Linked DNA regions of Homo sapiens: region 1 is linked to region 2. Evidence: read pairs that join two places in POLR2A ChIA-PET (ENCODE). Cell type or tissue: OCI-LY7. All regions are shown on one strand. Links, peaks and the distances in the headings refer to the core of each region. The heading gives the core; the rest is flanking DNA.

Region 1 (5,390 bases), core at 164-5,163, 71 kb after region 2:
TTCTGGAGTTGGGAGCATGGTTAGGGAAGGTAGCAGAGACAGTGTGGGGGAGGGCAGAGATATAGAGGTGAGAGAATGGGATAGTAAGACTGTTTTGCTAGGAATTGAGCCTGATTAAAAATTCTGAATTTTCAAAATATAGAGTGAGAATATATATTCTTTATAGCTTCTGAAAAAGCAAACTATTTTAATCTCCTAGCTTCTGAATTTGATTTGTAAATCAGCAGTTGAATTTGGCTAGAGACTGTACTAGACATAAAGAAATCTGTGTAACTCCATGATATCTGACATTTTCTTTTGTCCTGTGAGGATTATAGTACTAATACATGACTAAGTTTTCTAGGGAGAAATATTTATTCATTTAGCCATATTTATATCTGAATTTTCTTTGAAGACTTTTTTTTAAATCACGCAATGCTTTATAGTGCTCTGATTTAAATTTCCATCAAGCATTTGCAAACACAATCTGGAGGCTATTCTGTAGTTCATTATACAAGTAGGCATACTGAAGCACAAAAGGAAAGAATGATAAGCTAATCAGTGCTGTTTTGCCACCTAATTACAACATTTTTTTTTTTAACCCACGACATTTATCTTTGTTTCTGGTTCATCCAATTTCCAGGAAAGAAAGTGGCCTTCTTCAGTAGAAGGAATTTCATCTCAAATAACTTACAATTAATGTTCACCTATTTGGCAGAATGACATTGTAACAGTACTAAAAGGTTTGACGTAGTTGTCCACCAACTCTTCTCAAATGTACTGAGTTGAATAATAGTTCCTAAAGATTCATGTACACCCAGAACCTCAAAATATGACCTTATTTGGAAATAGCATCATTGCAGATATAATCTAGGTAAGATCAAGCCACACTGGGTTAGGGTGAGCCCTAATACAATGACTAATGTCCTTACAAGAGGAAGGACATTTGATGGGCACAGAGACACAGAAAATGCCCTGTGGAGACAGAGGCAGAGATTGAGCAATATGCCTACAAGCAAAGCAACACCAAGGATTGCCAGCAACCACCTGAAGCTAGGAGAAGGCAAGAAAGGATCCTACCCATGAGCTCTCAGAAAGAGCATGGCCTTGCCAACATCTTGATTTTGAAGTTCTAGCCTCCTGAATTGTGGGATAATCAATTTCTGTTGTTTTCAGCTACCAATTTGTTAGAGTCCCTAGGAAACTAAGACATCAGTCATTGCAGCATCATGGGTTGCCTAGGAGTGCCTGGGATGAAAATCCAGATGCACAAGAGTGAGATTCTAGACAGCAAAATACAGGGCTCTGGCTACCACATTCTCCTAAGTGCCAGCTATTGCCAATGCAGTCAAGCTCTGTGGATATTCTAGGGAATATTTGCTCAAAAGACTTTATTTCTTTTCCTTTTTTTTTCTTTTTTGCAATGCATGACTGAAGAATTGAATTGGGTAAATAATGCACCCAGATTAGTAGAAGCAGCAACCTGAATGAGGCTGAAATCAAGGAAAATATTCTGAAATGAGGAGCCACTAATAAGACACTAACCCTTTCCAATTGATATAGTGTAATTCTGTAAGCATTTTTTTCCCACTACAATTTTGTACAGAGTCATGGCTCATCTTAATTTGGTCCTAAAATTTTTTTAGGTCCATGAATGTATATCAAACTTAACCATTGATGCAGAAAACATGTTATGTGTCCTTAAACACAGAGGAATTATTATAAATTTTAATCCCCTAAAATATTGCAACTTTTGGAGATTTTCCCCCATGAATCAGAGACCAGTTCATGTCTTTTTAGGGAATTCAATATATTGAGGTGAACCACCAATGCAATAATATTTTAAAGACAAGAGTTGATCTTGTCATGGCATGAAGAAATAATTAATAGAGACGTACTCCATGAAGAAGTGAAAGGGAGGATGTGTTCCAACTAGAATTGGGAAGAATAATGTGACACCAAATACCTTTTTCTATCAGTGATAGGAAAATAGACAATGACAGGTCAAAAATAATCAACAAGCCATGGGTCATGCCTTAATCATTGAGTGAATGCTAAAATGGGAATCTCCCAGACTCTCTTATTTCCTGGCCTGGGCCACCTCTGGTCTTCTGGTACTGATTTTTTGGCATCAGGATCAACTTTGGATCTAGAAGAGGGAATTGTCTGAAGAATGCCTTATCTGCCCTGTTCTTTCCCTAGTGTAGGGTCAATTACGTCAGTGCTAAAGAACATCAGAACCTTCGTATTATGAGAAATGTACATACTCTTTTCTCAAGCAGAATAAAAATAACTATTCTTACTGAAATATGTAGAGGTGTTGATAGTATTAAGCACAATTTGAACAAACAAGCAAAACTATCCCCTTTCTTGGAGATAAGGGACAAAATTCTGTATTATTTGTTCAGAATTATTATTATTTCTTGTGTACCCAGAACCTCAAAATGTGACCTTATTTGGAAATAGTGTCTTTGGAGATATAATCTAGTTAAGATGAAGCCACACTGGATTAGGGTGAGCTCTAATCCAAGGACTAATGTCCTTACAAGAAGAAGGACATTTGATGGGCACAAAGACACGGAGAATTCCAGGTGGAGAATAAATTCCCAACCATACCTTCAGTCTCTTGAGGGCAAGGACAGGATGTATACACATTTAATCTTTATTATCCAAGCCCAACATAGTATCTGGCACATAGTAGAAACTCAATGGACTGAATGAGCAAATAAGTTCATAAAGTAAGGGGCAGCTGAACCAGAATCACCAAATTACAGAGTTCTAGACACCCAGATAGGTAAATTTGTTTATGACTGAGAGTTGTCAATTATAATGGGATGGCAGAGTGAGAGAATTCCTGGCTTCCAAGACCATTGGAACTATCATCTTATACTATGTTTCTATTTGCTAGAAAGTCACATAGTACAATGAGCTTCATAATTATAGACTGATCTATATATCTATATTTCAAGCAGTGTGCCATGATTTCATAAAATATTTATTAAGCTTCTGCCAATAGTCTACTAGATATCATAGAAAAATACATATAAAATCCTGCCTTTAGCAGATTATGACATAGCTAAAGATGTTTACATTCATCACTACAATTAAGCAATAAAGCAGGTGCAAATAGGTGTGTGGTGGGATGAGGGAGTAGCTTTTATTTAATATCTGTATCAGATCCAGACTCTGTGTCATACCAGAGCTACTCAGCTTCGCCTATCCACTCTCCCCACAATCCTCCGCTTTCTTTGCTTCCCAGCTGGAAGGATCCTGGCACTGCCCACTGGTCTTATAGTTTAATGCCGTGACTTCTGCCACTGCCATGCACACCCTTGGACCAGTTCCCATTGGCACTACTGACTGCAATGTCTGCTCCATCACCAGATTGGACCAAGAGAAGGTGTTACTTCTCCAGTGGCTGCCCGGGAATGCTACCTGGAAGTACAATGGATTTAATGACTCCTAGGAGGACTTCAACCAATGAAAGACAAAGAGACAGCAGCAGCCAGCTGATACATTACTTGAATTCCAGGAATTGCCCTTCTGGAGAATTTATATGAGAATCAGCAACCTACTGTTTTTCCTTTGAGGCTGTGGACAGCTTAAGTAGTATGCTCTCTTTGCATTTTGGTCCCCTTTCTTCTCTGCCTTGCTGCTGTTTTCCCCAAATTTACTTCCCAATAAGCTTTTGAATCAGGCTTTGTTTTTCAGGAAGTGTGGGCCAAAACAGTACTTGGAAAAGATTTTACTTGGGAGAACATGATAGCTTTTTGCTATTTATAAGAATTCATAGACAACCCACTACTGAAGTAATGTAAACAATTAATGACCTTTTGCTTCTCTCACAATGTGGAATGATAAAAAGCAATTCAATGACAAATCATCCCAGTCTGTAGAGGACTGAGGGATTTCCCAGGGCATGAGACTTCCAGTGCTGAAACTGGGAAAATCCTGGGCAGACCAGGAAGAGTTGGTCACTGTGAAAAGCAGTTAGGAGAAATTTACAAAGGTAGGCTGAATTTGTGTAGAAACACCCCCAACAGCAAACACATAGAAATGACAGATAAAATACTACAAATATTAACAAAAAATTCATATAGGAATAAATGAAACAAGGGGAAATCTCCAGATGGCAGAATTGAAGAAACTGTCTAAAATAAAGCCCAGAGACAAAAAACAGAAAACTAAAAGTGATACTAAGATACGTAAATGGCGACTTTCCCAATTACACTTGAACTCTTGTGTACTTTCGCTTTGCAATAAAAACTTCTTTGCCTTTCACTTCAAAGAAAAAAAAATGGTAAAATGAGAACTCCAACATATATAAGATCACATCATCAGCAAACACAGACAGTTTTACTTCTTCCTTTCTGATATGGATGCGTTTAAAAATTTTTCCTTGCCTGATTGCTCTCGCTAGGACTTCCAGTACTATGTTGAATAGAAGTGGCGATGGTGGGTATCCTGGCCTTGTTCTGGGTCCTAAAGGAAAATATTTCAACTTTTCCCATTGAATATAATGCTGGCTGTGGGCTTTCCATGTATGGCCTTTATTATGTTGAAGCAATTTATTTCTACTGCTAGTTCTTTGAGAGTTATTATGGAAGTGTGTTAAATTTTATCAAATGCTTTTCTCATGTGATTTTTATCCTTCATCTTGGTAATACTGTGTATCAGGTTAATTGATTTTTGTATGTTGAACCACCCTTGAATCCCAAGGATAAATTTCACTTGATCCTGGTGTATGGTTCTTTTAATATGCTGTTAAATTTAATTTGCTAGGTTTTTGGTGAGAAATTTTGCATCTATGATCTTCAGGATTATTGGCCTATAGTTGTTTGTTGTTGTTGTTGTTAAAAAATAGTGTCTTGGGCTTTGGTGTCAGGATAATGCTGGTCCTGCAAAATGGATTTGGAAGCCTTCCTCCTATTCAGTTTTCTGAGGGAGTTTGAGAAGGATTGACATTAATTCTTTAAATGTTGGTAGAGTTCACCAGTGAAGCCATCTGGTCCTGGGCTTTTCTTTGTTGGGAGATTTCTGATTCTTGATTCAATCTCTTTACAAGTTATAGATCTGTTCAGGTTTTCCATTTCTTCATGATTCAGTATTGGTAGACTGTAGGTTTCTAGGAATTTATCTATTTCTTGTAGGTAGGAAAATTTGGAATGTTGCTCACATGGCCCAACTCTTTCCCTCCCCAGGGAGAAGCTGGAATCTGGGTTTTTTTGACCACTTGCTCTGCACCAAGCCAGGTGGAGGGGCGATGGCAAGTGCATGTGGGCTGCACTAAATCACTGTTTTTGTTCTTTCTCAGTGGCTCCCAGCATCTAGAGTACATTGAGTCTAGTCAGAACCTAAGGCCAGTGAGACAGAAGCCAGTTCCCTGAGCAACCCTCAGAAGAATTAGAACA
Region 2 (5,390 bases), core at 133-5,132:
GTCTCCTGAATACAGCACACCAATGGGTCTTGAGTCTATCAAATTTGCCAGTCTGCATGTGGCATTTAGCCTGTTTACATTTGGGGATAATATTGTTATTTGTGAATTTGATCCTGTCATGATGCTAGCTGGTTATTTTGCCCATTAGTTGATGCAGTTTCTTCATAGTATCGATGGTCTTTACAATACATATAAATACATACATATAAGTAAAAACACAGCAAAATTGAGAAAGGTGCAAGGATGTCTTATATGTCCCCTGCCCGCTATATGCATAGCCTCCACCATTATCAACATCCCCCAAGAATAGATGTTTTATTATATTAAAAATTATTTCAAAAATCCCAATATTTTAAACTGCAGATTTGATAAAGAAGATGATGAATAAGCAAGTAACCCGAAGCTCTAAAGACTTGATAAAGACAATTCATATAAAACCCATAAATAATACAAGTACTTCTAATTGACAGAACCAGGGTCAATTAAGTTTAATGTCAAAGGATATTAAGGAGAGATATAATTGGTGAATATTAAAAATTTGAAAGAAGAAACATCTGTGATTCAGTGTTCATTTAATATAAAATTTATGGCATATGTTTTAGAATAGAGTAATTTTCCATATCCTGAGGGGGTTACATATTTTTAACTTTTTCTTTTGCTTGTAGAGATAATTTTATATTTAACTTAAATTCCTGTTCTATCTATCCAAATTGAAGATCAATTAAAATATTAAGGATTAAAATGTTAAATTGATTATATGAGAAAAAACTATTAGGTAAAATATTAATGGAAAGAATATTAAAATGTTTGGGGCTGTATTAAATATTTACTAGCTATAGCCTTTAATAAATTAACAGTATTGCCAAAGTTTTTATTGCTGCTGCAGCTATTAAAAGTAGACACCAAAATAGCCATTGCGTTGAGTATGAATAATTAACCTTTTGAAAGAATATTATTCCATTTAATGAGTTTTATCTTGCCATCTTGAATATTTGCATTAAATATTAACTTTTAGCTAACTCAACGTGCATAGCATGGTGGCCTATGAATTTGGATAATATGAGGACTAGGGTTGTATTTTAAAGATGTTCTTTGCTCTTATTCTAAGACAATGGCATATTTTTACCCAAGTGAAATGAACTAGTTCAAATACATGTATATGCTATTTGTACCAGCAGGTTGCACTTTTTTTTTTTTTTTTTAGCATACATTCTCTCTGTGTGTGGTAACAGCAGGCTTTTTCTCTTTGAGCTTTTGAGAAGTCATTTTCCCCTCCTGCTCTCTTCCCCCCACTACCAGACATTATATGCAGTGGCTTACGTGGAGCTTTCAATCAAAGTTCACCTCCTTAACAAAAGGTGAGCACTTGACCTACTGTAGACCAGATGGCTAGACTCTTCCCTTTTTAGCAGAATGATTCACAGATGGAAAAGCAATTGGAGCTCCGGGAATAGTCCAACTGCTGGCCAGGATGTCTGAGCAATTCCACTTCTTGTTCCCTCCTGTTCTGGTCATCTACCTTTTTTAGTTTGGTGACTTCCCCATACCCTTGCCAATCAACTTCGCTTTTGTTTTTTGCTCCTCCGAACACATACACACACCTGGTTTTATGTTAAGTTAACCAGAATCGCTTCCTTTTGTTTTCAATGCCCCATCTGAACAAATTCATTTGGGTTCACGTGAATATGAAACTAACATCTGAGGGTATGTATAACATTATGAACTGCATTTAAAAGATAAAAGCAGATAAAAATTGTTACAAATAATTTCACTATAATATAGTGAATATATATGGTGTTTGTATGTGTGTGTGTGTGTGTGTGTGTGTATACATACATAATCTCCATGTTTGCCTCATCTAAGTTGCAAATACTTTTATATCGTGAATATTTTGTGTTAGTAGCAAGATTTGTTATCCAAATCGGTTTTTGTGTATTGATGTTAACCTAGCATTCCAGCATGACCTACTTGGCTGGAGAAAAGTCCTTTCCAGTCCACTGATATTTATTTGAACTGTGTGAATTCTGTTAGCTAATGCTGGTTCAAACAAACACCATTGAAATAAGAGTAAACACTAAGCAAACACACCTACTTTATCATAAAAAGTGAAAATCCTGTTTCAATAACAGCACTTTCTCCTAATACTGAGTGCATGTAAATTTTCTCTAACTTTCCATGGACCCTTTTATTTTCCACTATAAAAATTAAGAGGTTGCAGAGAGTGCTAAAACTTTTAGAAAAAAGATAATCTTTAAGAAACAGTAACACTTCTTTTATAATGCTTATTATTACTCATGTCTTCTAAATCAGCCCTTGCAACAACTTAAAGGAAGGCATTATCTCTGTTATTCAGGTGAAGAAACTGAGACTCACAGAGGAAAAATTAACTTGTCTGAGATTACCCTTAATTTATGAAGCGACAGGGCTGAAATTTGAACAGAGGTATCTCTGTCAGCAAAGCCCATGCTTTTAACCACGGTACTATTTAATTTCTGTAACAGATTTTATACTCTGTTTATCAGCCCATGAAAGAATATCTACAAGGCACAAGAAAGAAATTGGATACAATTTGTCACACAGAATAGCTTTCTAAAATCGACTCAGATAAGACACTTGGGTAGGTTGTATTTGAAGAAAATAAAATGATTGGAATATGTATCTCAGAGATTCCAATCTCTGCTTTCTTAACCTGATCAGTAATGCAGAACTCTCAAGTTCACTGTGTGATACTTACGGCTGCTAGAGAGACAAGTTCAGTGTTCTCTTTAACAGTAAAAATAGAAAAACACAAATAAAAAACATGTAGCACTAAGAAGTGAAACAAAAGTGCCAAATTGTTATCTAGTGATGTCACCACTTCTATTGTGAATATTGGGTGTTAAAAAGAGAACTTTATTGAAACCCACTTGCACAATTATGCTTAGAGGAGAATGTGGAGGGTGGGTGTAGGGGAAAAAAGTTCTGAAACAAGAATGTAAATTCATGCCACATGGGTAAGAAATTTTCACTAAAAATTAGATTGAATGAAAATTCATACCAAGTCTCTGTAAAATTGTCTTCTACAGCTGTTGTTATCAAAGTGGAATTCCTGTACCAACAGCATCAGCATCACCTGGAAACTAATTAGAAATGCAAATTTTCTGGCAACGCTAGACTCACTAGACCAGAAACGCTGGGAGTAAACCTCAGCAATCTGTGCTTTAACAAAGCCTCCAGGTGACTCTGATGCATGCTCAAGTGTGAGAAGCACTGTGCTAGAGATACAAACTGAGTTCCATTTCTTAGATTTATGGTTGAAGCACATAACTCCCTGCCATTAGACGAGACCCAGTGGGGCTTCTCAGGAAGGTAGAGGGAATCCCAAATAGTGCAGCTTTTGATTTATCATAAATGTCCAATTTCAACAAGCAATTTCAATGACTGTCTGGTTAACACATGTTGCAAATATAAGTCTTACTCTAGACTTCGGTGTGCAAAGAATATTATTATATATCTTTTGTTCATTCCACATCCCATCAAGTTGGCAAGGAATCTAATCATTGGCTATCATGGAGCCTCCCCTCCCCACTGTTTTAAGTGGGTCCTTGATTGTAGGGGAAAGTTAAGTCTACAAAGCTTGGGGGTATCAGCAAGTCATCTTAGGTTTTCAGTTCACACTGGTTACCACTGAGAAATCCACTGTGTAAGCCAACAGGGCTCATTTAGGTCTCGCAATTTTACTATTTCATGGCAGACTTGGGATGCAATACCATTGCTGAGATTAGGGTCCTTTGTTCCTACAGTCTGGCTCCTCTAGAAATACCAGGCAGGCATGCTTGTTGAGGTCTTGCCAGTACACTTAGGAGATTTCAGGAGGCTGAGAACAGGTTCCAGTATTTTTGGGACCACAGTTTCCATCCTCTTCTCAGTCTGAAGGAATTTCTTTCTCTGTGTAGGTGCCCAGAGAAACAGTCTCCCCTAATAGGAACTACATCTGTGGGCCCAAACTTTCAAAGAAAACTGGAATAGGGTTGTCTTTAGACGCAGCCCCTGCTTTGTACTTTCCCAAAGCCTCAACACTTTTGGTTCAATGAAAGAAAAAATAAATGATTATGGTCACCCAAACCAGTTGGCTCTATATGCTACTCACTTACACAGTAGCCTGACCAGAGTTCATACTTTTATAACCTCTCTCCATGCTGGCCACTGAGTCGTAGGATTACACCATCCTATCTAGGGTGTTTACAATGTTATCATTGGTAGCTAGTCTTAATAATAAAACTAATCATGATAATTAATTTTTATTTACTGAGCAACTGTTGTGTGGCAGACAGTGTGCTGGAACCTTTCTATAGGTCCTCTTGTTTTCTTTTCCAAAATAACCCTATGAGGTACTTCTAGCTTCAGCACTTGAAGTAGCTTTCCCAGGATCACTCAACTCTTAAGTGGAGGGAAAGAGATCAGGATTCAGCTCCAGCTCTGTTTCCTCTCCCAAGCACCTGAAAGAGCTTTGGCTCTTTTCCTATGCCACACTGCTTCTTGCTCTACCTCTCTGGGAGCAACCAACCAATGGAACTCATATTTGGATCAGTTACCCAAAGCTCCTCAAAACCAACCAAAGCACCCACTATGTGTCCCTCGGAAGTAGTCAAAATGACTGATTAGTACTGTTTTCAGAAAAAAACTTCTTCTTGGTTGTGGTGCTTTCTGGTCCTGCCCAGTGTAATGAGAGTCATATACTGTGGAGATAATAGGTTCTATCTCCTGGAACTAACTTTAGAAGCTCCATGCATTCTTCCTTTGAAGTATGAAGAGTGAGCCCAGTCTGCATTTGGACAATGCATTTTTTTTTTTTTTTTGAAATAGAGTCTCACTGTGTTGTCCAGGCTGGAGGGCAATGGCAAGATCTTGGCTCACTGCAACCTCACCCTCCCGGGTTCAAGCAATTCTCATGCCTCAGCCTCCTGAGTAGCTGGGATTACAGGAGTGTGCCACCATGCCTGGCTAATTTTTGTATTTGTAGTAGAGATGGTGTTTCATCATGTTGCCCAGGCTGATCTTGAACTCCTGGCTTCAAACGATCCGCCTGCCTTGGCCTCCCGAAGTGCTGGGATTACAGGCATGAGCCACTGTGCCCAGACAATGTATCTTAATGAATTAGCTGGCCCAAGGGCCCACACCAAAGGGGCTGTGAATTTTGAAATGATTATCAGAAAGGGCTTAAAAAGGAAAAATAAGGCTAATTTAATAAATTCATAATAGGAGTCTTCAGCATTTATAAATATTAAGGTCTGTGTTAAGCACTCCAAACATTATCATAGTTAGTGCCGTCAAAATCTCTCTGAAGTAGTTCTCTGTCCCCCAACTTCATCACCTGTTAAACGGGCATACTGTCCTCTCCATTGCAGAGG

The links. ChIA-PET counts read pairs that join two places held together with the same protein. Peaks named below come from ENCODE experiments on the same cell type or tissue, not always from the same donor. Only the 100,000 strongest peaks of a DNase experiment are listed, where the experiment ranks them.
Region 1: POLR2A ChIA-PET joins it to region 2 with 5 read pairs; 2 of 35 experiments call an interaction of 5 or more read pairs at or near these places.

What each region holds. Positions count from the first base shown.
Region 1 is chr7:93,979,766-93,985,155 of GRCh38, reverse strand. The region is part of intron 1 of BET1-AS1 (BET1 antisense RNA 1); the gene reads right to left. It also overlaps a transcript of BET1 not described here. Among named protein-coding and RNA genes, the nearest start is that of BET1-AS1, 14 kb to the right of the region's middle. In OCI-LY7, for the core only: no CTCF peak of the experiment used is centred there; no DNase peak of the experiment used is centred there; H3K4me3 peaks cover 985 bases.
Region 2 is chr7:94,050,360-94,055,749 of GRCh38, reverse strand. All of the region lies in intron 1 of LOC130890646 (a long non-coding RNA gene), which reads right to left. Among named protein-coding and RNA genes, the nearest start is that of BET1, 49 kb to the right of the region's middle. In OCI-LY7, for the core only: no CTCF peak of the experiment used is centred there; DNase peaks (open chromatin) are centred at 1,589, 3,179 and 3,739; H3K4me3 peaks cover 3,344 bases; H3K27ac peaks cover 4,437 bases.